Linked DNA regions of Homo sapiens: region 2 is linked to region 1. Evidence: chromatin loops called from intact Hi-C (ENCODE). Cell type or tissue: mammary epithelial cell. All regions are shown on one strand. Links, peaks and the distances in the headings refer to the core of each region. The heading gives the core; the rest is flanking DNA. Region 1 has its middle 74 kb from the start of CSRP2. Region 2 has its middle 54 kb from the start of E2F7.

Region 1 (5,383 bases), core at 93-5,092:
ACGTTAGTTGTTTCTCAATTTTATTGGCTGGCTGCATTTTATCAATGCTAAAAAGAGATGTGGAAAACTGGGAGCAGGTCAAAAGCAAAGTTACTCAAGAAACTTATGGAGTGTAAAAGACAAGGCAGGGTCAACCCTGATCAGGATTTTGAAAAAGGTAAAATTTGCTTCTAGGATTTAATCTCTTGTTTCTATTCTTTCCTTTTATTCTTTTTTTTTTTTTTCTTTTGAGAGGGAGTTTTGCTCTTGTTGCACAGGCTGTAGTGCAATGGCAGGATCTGAGCTCACTGCAACCTCCCACTCCCGGATTCAAGAGATTCTCCTGCCTCAGCCTCCTGAGTAGCCAGGACTACAGGCGCACAACACCATGCCCAGCTAATTTTGTATTTTTAGTAGAGACGAGGTTTCACCATGTTGGCCAGGCTGGTCTCGAACTCCTGACCTCGGGTGATCCGCCCGCCTTGGCCTCCCAAAGTGCTGGGATTACAGGTGTGAGCCACTGCGCCTGGCCTTTCCTTTTATTCTTTAGCTTTTTTAACATGCCCACACATTTTGTCTTCTTTCTATGTTTTTCTTTTACCTTCTTCCTAAGGTGTCTCACGCTTATCCTCTCTAAGTTCTCAGTGTGGGCTTACTTCAACTAGGAGTCATTCTATACTCTGAACCTCTCCCTGTCTTCTTCCATTCATCAAACCTACTTGTTCTATGGCCCAGGGTTTGCTCAGGACCTTGTTGGGTGACAGGTTAAACTGATGAACAGAATCAGAGCAAATGTTCATGGCCAGAAGGAAGTTTGAATGAATTACTTCCCTGAAAGTAGAAGCAACATGTCACACTGTAAAGCACACAGGCTTAAGACTCATGTTCAATTCCTGCCTGTAACACTTTCAAGATATTGTGACTTTAGACAAGTCATTTAAGTTTTCCCCTTCCTTCTTTCCTTCCTTCCTTCCTTCCTCCCTCTCTCCCTCCCTCCCTTTTTCTCCTTCCCTCCCCTCCCCTCCCTTCCTCTTTCTTTCTTTTCTTTTCTTTTCTTTTCTTTTCTTTTCTTTTCTTTTCCTCTCTTTCTTTCTTCTTTCTTTCTTTCTTTCTTTCTTTCTTTCTTTCTTTCTTTCTTTCTTTCTTTCTTTCGAGACAGGGTCTCACTCTGTTGCACAGGCTAGAGTGCAGTGGTGAGATCTCAGCTCATTGCAATCTCTGCCTCCCTAGTCAAGTGATTCTCATGCCTTAGCCTCCTGAGTAGCTGGGACCACAGGCACACGCCACCACACCTGGCTAGAGATGGGGTTTAGCCATGTTGGCCGGACTGGTCTCGAACTCCTGGCCTCAAGTGATCCACCCACCTTGGCCTCCCAAAGTGTTGGGATTACAGGTATGAGCCACCACGCCCAGCCTTATTTAAGTTTTTTAAGTTTCAGTTTCTACATCCATTAAATGGAGCTAGTTGAGGGATTCAAATGAGACCAAATAATAGCTGATATTTTAGTGTTTGCTATATGCTAGGCACTGTTCTAAAGGCTTTACATCTATTAATGCAGCATCGCACTGCCTACCCAGAACAATGAGCATTACTATGCCCATTTTATAGAGGGAAAAAAACCCACACAGAGATGTTAGTTAATATAAACCATCTTGTTTCTTGCCTGGGTTATTGCAATAGATTCCCAACTGGTCTTCCTGTTTTCATCATCTGTCTCTTCAATGTATCCTTAACACAACAGGCAGAATAATCCTGCTGAAACTTGAGTCAGATCTTGTCACTACTCTACTTAAAATCTTTCCACCTTATCCAGAGTAAAAGCCAAAATCCACCCTATGTTCTACAAGGCTGCCTCTCTGGCTTTTTCTTATCCCACTCTCTCCCTCACTTGCTCAAGTCAGTTACTGTGACCTTGGACACCACCTTTCCCCTTACTTAGGGTCATCACCCCGGGCAGCTTTTGCCCCTGGATGTGTTTCCCCCAATTATCTACATGATTCCTTCCTTTGAGTCTTTTTTTTTCCTCAAAATTCATCTTCTTAGTAAGCCTTCCTTGGTCACTATATGTAAATGTGCAGCTCACACCTCCAATTTTTCGGCTACCCCTTCTCTGCTTTATATTTTTTCTCCTTAGCCCCTATTGCGGTCTAGTATGCATGTGTCTACTTATTTGTTCACGGTCTACCTCTTCCACTGGCATATGAGATACATGATACAAAGAAGGACATTTGTTTGGTTCATTGTTATGTTTGTAGTGCCTGGTGCATTATGGTCATAAGTATTTGCTGAATGGATGAATTACCTTGCCCCATGTCACACAACCAGTAAGAGGTAAGGTTCAATCTCAGGCTCTCTGATTCCAGAGTCTTAACCATGGAGCTTTATTGCTTTGTAAACTGTAAAATATTAAGCAAATAACCATTATGCATTATTTAGGGAGATAGTGATGGTGCATGGGAAGATCACACATACCCCACTTGTCTAAGCTCAGAGTCTGGGATGATATGACTCCCTGCCTACTAGCAAAGAAATAATTGGGGATGTAGGACTCATGAAAAGGTAGACCATCATTTTCTTTCTTTTCTTTTTTGATACAGGGTCTCACTCTGTCACCAAGGCTGGAGTGCAGTGATACAATTATAGCTCACTTCAGCCTCAAACTCCTGGGCTCAAGGGATCCAACCACCTCTGCCTCCCAAATAGCAAAAACTACAGGCATGTGCTACCGTGCCTGACTAATTTATTACTTTTTGTAGAGTCAGGGTCTTGCTATGTTGTCCAGGCAGGTCTCAAAGTCCTGGGCTCAAGCAATCCCCTTGCCTCGGCCTTCCAAATTATTGGGATTGCAGGCATTAGCAATTGTGCCTGGCACATAATTTTCTGTTATATCTCTAATATCAGGTCACATGTCGAATGGCATAGGTAAAATCTAGCCCAGGGGTAGATATGGCTTCGAGTCACAGACACTGTAAGAAAGTCTTACAACAATTACTGTAGCTGCCACTCTCCACTGCAGCTAATTTCCATTGTTCTTTTCTGCCTTCCCTTTCTCTCACTTTCCTTTCCAGCCAGTTTTTCCAGTTCTCCATCTGTTCTACAGCCTGAGGGTGGCACTCCTGGTCTTTGTCATGCTGGTGTCATCCTAGTGAAGAGATGACTGACTGTTCTAGTCTGAACGAGATCACCCCTCCCCAAATCCTTCCCAGCTCTGAAATTATACTTCTGAAATATAAAGTACTTCTACATTAATAAATTGCTGTGTTCACACTATTATGGGTTTCAGGCTCCAGACTCAGAGACTGAAATCAAGAGAGAGAAAGAAATCTGGAAGACCAGAAGTGGAACAGATTAAAGGTTACATATCCTTACCAGCCAGTTGTTAATTTCTCTCATCATTAGATGGTTGGCTCCACACAAGCCCTACTTGGCACCCTGAGACCCCCAGCCTTGTATAAATGAAGCCATCCACCTGCCTCCTACCACTTACCCTCTTGGTCCCATTGCTTGCTTTATTGGCCTAGTTATTCAACAGTCTATAAACCACTAACTACAACTATATTAAGTTTTAAGAATCAATTCCTAGGATTCCAGCAAAGAGTTTATTTATAACTGTTGCCAGTTTAGACATTGATAGGGAAAAAATGTCAGATATTTTTAGGAAATCCAGCTTAGACATTTTTAGGAAAAAAATGTTTCAGGTATAGCAAATTTCCCCCCCCCAAAAAAAAAAAAAAAAAAAACCAAAATCCTGGCATGTCCATATGCTTTTCAAAAGATTGAATTCACTCAGTGCGTTTTAAACATCAAGCAAAACAGCAAAAGATCCGTTTTCATCTTTCTTAGAGAATAGGAGGTCCCTTCCTTTGTGACCTTCTTGTTTTGCTTTTAGTCTTCCCTATATGACAACTTTCCTTCCAGCCACAGAGGACTGGCAGCTTTGGCACTCTGGAAGCCACGCTCCATGTAAGAGAGATGTGAGTGTTATTTATTGGCCAGGGGGTGAAGTCCTACTGATCTTGGTGATGGTCCAAGATCATTCATATCATTCATGTTGCAGATTGTTCTAATATTACTTTTTTTCTGTTGCCTGTAGGCACATCTTGTGTGTGTGTGTGTGTGTGTGTGTGTGTCTGTGTGTGTGTGAGAGAGAGAGAAATCTCTTAGAAACCAATCTTCTCAAAGAACACAAGAGGAATATAATAAATTCTCACTCATTGGTGAGCACTGATTGGGGCAGGGAAAGAGAAATAATTAGAATAATCATGATGATGATAATAGTTAACAGTTTTGAAACTTACAACATGTCAGTCACTATAGCTAAGTACTTTTTATATTATATCATTGAATTCTCACAGTCACTTATCTTACAGATGAGAAAACTGAGACTCACATGTGAAGTACATTCCCCAAAGTCACTCAGCTAGTTAGAGTGCAGCTACCTTTCCTCTAACAACAACGATAATAAAAAAAAAAATAGTGTGGTTCTTTTTTTTGCCTTCCTTATACAGAGCAACAAACCTCCCTTTTAATTTCTGATTATTTATCTTACAAATTTCATGGAAATTCCCGTCTAAGGAATTTTTTTTTCCTCTCAACCCTGTTTGAATCTGCCCCTTTCCCAGAATTTTTTTTTTTCTAGGCCACATAGCATGGTATTCTAGTAAAATCTACAAAGTATTTTGGATATACTTTGGCAAAGTGTGTTCAATTTCCATTGTGCAACTTTCCAAAGGTAAAAGCTGAGGCAAATATCTTAGTCCTTTGAGCCTCAGTTCCCCACTTAAAAAAAAAAAGATAATAGCTCTTTCATAGGGTTGTTGTGATGATAAAATATGATAATGCGGCCGGGCGCGGTGGCTCACGCCTGTAATCCCAGCACTTTGGGAGGCCGAGGCGGGTGGATCATGAGGTCAGGAGATCGAGACCATCCTGGCTAACAAGGTGAAACCCCGTCTCTACTAAAAATACAAAAAATTAGCCGGGCGCGGTGCCGGGCGCCTGTAGTCCCAGCTACTCGGGAGGCTGAGGCGGGAGAATGGCGTGAACCCGGGAAGCGGAGCTTGCAGTGAGCCGAGATTGCGCCACTGCAGTCCGCAGTCCGACCTGGGCGACAGAGCGAGACTCCGTGTCAAAAAAAAAAAAAAAAAAAAAAAAAAATATGATAATGCATGTGTAACTTAAATATTTTGGCCTTCCTGAAGTTGCCTACAGTTTCTGCTTTGTACAGCATTTCATTCAATAGAAACATACATCCACTTCTAAGAGTTCTTCAAAATGATACAAATCATTATTGAAGTGTCTAAAATAGAAAGGAAGGACCAATCCCATTATTCAACATTTATCAAAGCTTCCTAAAAATTCTCTTCTCCCCCAAATTCTGCTTCACAAGGCTACCACAACCTC
Region 2 (5,383 bases), core at 160-5,159, 59 kb after region 1:
ATCAATGGTAATATCTGATATGAGAAATATTATTTATATAGTAGAATGGATGATAGCAAGAGAAAAAGTGAGAAAGGAATGAGAGAAGGGAAGAAGCTAACACTAACTCAACTCTTATTCTGTGCATAGTAAGAAATGATTACAGAAACATGACCCTTGGCAGAGATTGCTAGGTATTCTCCAAATTCTGGGTTCCTTTCTTCTGGGCACTCGGGCAGGTTATATCTCTCAGCTTCTTGCAGATGGCTGTGTCTCTGTGCCTGAGTACCAGCTGATGGAATGTGAGTGGAAGTCGTGTCCCATCTCCTGGTCTGACTTCCAAAAGCCTCTCAAATATGCTCCTTCCCCTTTTCCCTGCTTCCAGCTTCCCTGGGTGAAAATGATGCCTAGGTGATCTTGAAAGTCCTGTGTTGATGACCGCAGAACTGCCGTCAACCTGTTCCCCTGAAGCAGAGGCATGCTGCTGATGAGGTATGCCTACCTTGCCCTACAAGGTGAGCGAGAAGAAAACCTGCATAGTGTTTGAACCATTATGCACTTTGCAGTCCATTTGTTACAGGAGTTTAACATACTCCAATTAATATACAACATTAATCTTCAAATCATTCCTATGAGGTAGATAGTACTTACCTTTATTTTTACAGAGGAAAAACTGAGGCCCCAAATGAGATGGGAACTTTCTCAGGTTATACAAGTGGCAAAGCAAGATTCAAACTGGGGTCACAACTCCCCTCATACCGCAAACATTTCTTTCATGCATCAAGAGACTACCAGAATTTTAATGTAGAAATTTTCATCATATTTCTACATGTTGGGCAAAGATGTTGAAAGATAGTAATTCCCACATCATTCTGTGTCCAATATGAGCTAGAGGCAATGTGCCACAATGGCGTTAGGTTCTGACAGAATCTAGGCAAGTCATTTAACTTCTAAGGGCCTGAGCTTTCCAATCCAGATAATTAAAGTAAAAATTAAGATAGAAAACTGGCTGGGCGCAGTGGCTCACGCCCGTAATCCCAGCACTTTGGGAGGCTGAGGCAGGCGTATCACGAGGTCAGGAGATTGAGACCATCCTGGCTAACACGGTGAAACCCCGTCTCTACTAAAAAATACAAAAAATTAGCCGGGTGTGGTGGCGGGCGCCTGTAGTCCCAGCTACTCTGGAGTCTGAGGCAGGAGAATGGCGTGAACCCGGGAGGCGGAGCTTGCAGTGAGCCGAGATCGTACCACTGCACTCCAGCCTGGGCGACAGAGGTAGACTCCGTCTCAAAAAAAAAAAAAAAAAAGAGAGAAAACCAGATTTTCCTAACTGGTAAGCCAGTTTCCATTCCCATTTCCCCTTCCTTAAAACAACAATTTACCTTTTGTCCAACTCAATCTTAAAAAGTTGTCCCATTCTGAGGCATAAAAACCTTCAAAAAGTGGGGTTGAGTATTAAAATAAATAATGCATGTTAAGCACTCGCATAGTGCCTAGCATATAATAGGTGCTCAATACAATCATAATCTTTTAAATAAGGCAAAATTGGCCCTTATGAGCACAGTGTTTGTGTACTATGTTCAGAGTTGCTCAAGCATTCTGGATTTCCTTTTCTTGCATTTCTCTATTGGGATGGGATTTGCCTTATGATTAGCATAAGTTATAAGCATCTTGGTCTGTTCTTCAGGAAAAGGAGGTAATTTGGGCTGCAGGCATGTTCTCATTGGAGAAAATGAGGGCAATTAATGGTTAGTGTTCAAGAACAACAAAGCTCTTTCAGTTGCTTAGCAACTGAAGCTAAGGGGTGGGCAGACACTGTGTGAACAGTGGGGAAGAGAGAAGCAGGGAGGAGTGTAAAAATGAATTTAACGTCCGGCTCATTCCCAGGTGGGTGAAAAGTGATTTATGTAGCTCTGGTATTTATAGCTATTTATTTGTTACATGACTGGAAATTTTAATGAAATATTTTGAAATTCAGCAGTGGTAAGTCACAGTGGACATTTATTGCTCTAATGCAAGGGAAATGTAAACTGTTTATTTAACACGTTGATTGCAAATGAAATATAGAAATGGTTTAGAAGTCTTCTAGCTTTGGAAATCCGTCAGGCTGCACAGACACTACTGCCACCGTGTGGACAATGCGGGGAGCCTAGCGGGAGCTGAGGGATGGGTATAAGAAGCTCTATCTCTGAGACCTTCCGATGGTTTTGCTCACGTGCCCCTGAAAATAATTTTGAAAACTTATGGCACATTTTTAAGTTGATATGTAAACATTTTAATTATAAGTTTAAATGGTTGTAAATAATATAATCTCTTATGGTTCATGAATATTGACATTTCAAAATAAAATTGCTATATTTCTCCTTTAAATGTATAGAAGGGAATTTAAATACCAGTGGGATTTGATATTCACCATCAGCTATTTTTAAATTACACAAAAAAGCTTTTATAAATGAGTAATTTTCACATAATTCCTTTTCCTCCTTGGTCTTATATTTGAATTCCATTTCCCCAATAGACTTAAATTCTGTTTTACACACATTTATGTTTTAATATATAATGCTATATTTAATATTATGTATATATAAAACACTATATATATTTCTCTATAACAAAAATAAATATAAATTAAAAGTTAAGTTATAATTTTTTCTGTTGACCACAAGGCTTTAGTTATCTACATTTTTAAGTATACAACTGATTGAAACACAAATGTTAAAATATTTATTGAAAATAATTTTATTTACTTTATTTAAATTTATTTAAAATAATTATTAAACATTAAAAAGTAATTAATACTTGAGATATATGAAGCTTTAAAAATTAGTTTACATATCCATGATGAATATTATTGCTAGAATGAGACAAGGGTCAGCATCGATACTATTCATATTTATCATTTTTCTCTAGTTGTAAGCCTCAAGAAACTTCAGTCACAGAAATAAGTATGGAAGAAATTTTATTAGGCAGCATTAACTGAATTTTTAGAACAATTTCCAAGTTATTTGCCCTAAATGATGTATACTTTTTTAAAAAATTTATTTTATTTTTGAGACAGAGTCTCGCTCTGTCGCCCAGGCTGGAGTGCAGTGGCGTGATCTCAGCTCACTGCACCTCCACCTCCCGGGTTCAAGCAATTCTCCTGCCTCAGCCTCTTGAATATCTGGGATTACAGGTGCCCACCACCAAGCGTGGCTAATTTTTGTATTTTTAGTAGAGATGAGATTTCGCCATTTTGGCCAGGCTGGTCTCGAACTCCTGACCTCAGGTGATCTTTTTTAGTAGAGATGAGATTTCACCATTTTGGCCAGGCTGGTCTCGAACTCCTGACCTCAGGTGATCTGCCTCCCAAAGTGCTGGGATTGTAAGCGAGAGCCACTGTGCCCAGCCGACTTATACTTTAAATAATTTTCTTTTTTTAATGACCAGTAGACACATTGATTAGGTTTTGCTTCAAGGTTGTTGACAGCCAAGGAATCGGAAACTACAGGACCTGCAGCAGGATTTGGTGCCCAGTCATCAGAATAATTTACTCTTTCAGCACAGACAATATTTCAAATCATCCCTGTGATGGATGTTCTAGAGGTTTCTATACCCCAGACAGGGAATGTTTGTAACCTTCAATTGCATGGGAGGTAAGCTCTTCTTTTGCAATGAGAGGGAAAATTTAGAGAAAGGGGCAATGGGAACAGAGAACTAGCTTAACAGTTGACCAGAGATTACCTAGGCAAATATATTTTAGAGATGCACCCAGATGGAATTTGAAGATATAAATAAATTAATCCCCTTAAAATTATCTGTATAGATCTATCCTTTGAAAAGTCTTTCCACACTGATGCTGAAATCACTGGTTTATCCCAAAAGCTTCTCTGTAAGGAAGCGTTTCATAAGGCTGATGCCAAAATGAGCTGCCATGGTAGGGGTCGAGGGGGCATAGTTAAGGTTTCAGTGTTGGATTCACTGAGTTTAAGTCACTATTATTTTGCTAGAATAACTTCTGCACTAAAAAAACCCCGAAAAAAACCAAACCAACAACAAAAGATGGTGTTGGGAAATGTTAGCAATGATTTTGAAAGCTCTGACTTTCTAAAATCCCATGTTGGCCATGCTGTGTTGGTCCCCTCAGTTATTATTATTATTAAATTATGCCAGTCAGGATAGCCTAAATTAGGTCGAGGTAGCAAACAACCCCAAAACTCAACAACTTGAAGACAAGTCCTTGTTCATTGCAGATTGGCTACAGCTCTGCTTCTTGCCCAAGACAGTAACAGAGCAGCCCATTTGGAGCATCTGGTTTCTTGGCAGAGAGAGAAACAAGATCTTGTAAACCATGAGCAGTCTTTCAAAACTTCTGTTTCAGGAGAACACACATCATTTCCATCTAGTTTCTTTAGAAAAAGTAAGTTCATGGCCACTCTTGAGTTCAACATGGTAAGGATGTACACACCTCCTCCAGGAAGAGATCACAGGTCTTCAAGCCAATGTAATAACTTATCACAAAAATCCAAAATCTAGGAACTGTTGATAACCATAGTAAACAGATGGTTATCATTTTCTAAAATTGTTAAAAATACAGTTGACCCTAGAACAACATGGGTTTGAACTGTGTGGGTCCACTTACACGGGACTTTTTTTCAAAACAGTTACACCCAGCAAGACTGCTTCTCCTGCCTCCCCTTCCACCTTCTCCACTTCTTCTGCCTTTTCCACCCCTGAGACAGCAAGACCAACCCTTCTCCTTCCTCTTCCTCAGCCTACTCAATGTGAAGATGATGAGGATGAAGATCTTTATGATGATCCAGTTTCATTTAATGAATAGTAAATACATTTTTTCTTCTTCATAGTTTTCTTAATGACATTTTCTTTTCTCTAGCTTACTTTATCATAGGAATACAGTATATAATGCATACAACATGCAGAATATGTGTTAATCAACTGTTTATGTTATTGGTAAGGCCTCTGGTCAACAGTAGACTATTAGTAGTTAAGTTTTGGGGAAGTCAAAAGTTATATTTAGATTTTCGACTACATGCAGGTCACAGTCCCCACCCCTTCATTGTTTAAGGGTCAACTGTATTCATTTTAATTTTACAACTTATTCCATCATACAGAAAAATACAGAGATCAATACAAAAAAGACATGAGAATTTATATCCCAAAATTACCAACTGTTAACCTTTGCTATATTTACAGCTTTTTCCACTCAGCAGTATATATTTTAGACATATCCATGTTGTTACATATAGATCTAGCTATTTCAGTTAAACTATTTAGTAGTAGTACATTATGGAAAGAGATCACAGTTTATTTATCCCTGTTGTTGGAACTTCAGTTTGTTTATATCTTTTGATTGTTACAAACAATGGCACAATAAACACTGTTATACCTGTCTCTCTGTGTACAA

Evidence for each region. Peaks named below come from ENCODE experiments on the same cell type or tissue, not always from the same donor. Only the 100,000 strongest peaks of a DNase experiment are listed, where the experiment ranks them.
Region 2: it touches region 1 in a loop (12-fold over the local background); 8 of 110 quality-filtered maps call a loop at or near these places.

What each region holds. Positions count from the first base shown.
Region 1 is chr12:76,950,104-76,955,486 of GRCh38, forward strand. No RefSeq gene overlaps it. Among named protein-coding and RNA genes, the nearest start is that of CSRP2, 74 kb to the left of the region's middle. In mammary epithelial cell, for the core only: a CTCF peak has its summit at 3,090 (motif pointing right); a DNase peak (open chromatin) is centred at 3,068; H3K27ac peaks cover 325 bases.
Region 2 is chr12:77,009,019-77,014,401 of GRCh38, forward strand. No RefSeq gene overlaps it. Among named protein-coding and RNA genes, the nearest start is that of E2F7, 54 kb to the right of the region's middle. In mammary epithelial cell, for the core only: a CTCF peak has its summit at 2,107 (motif pointing left); no DNase peak of the experiment used is centred there.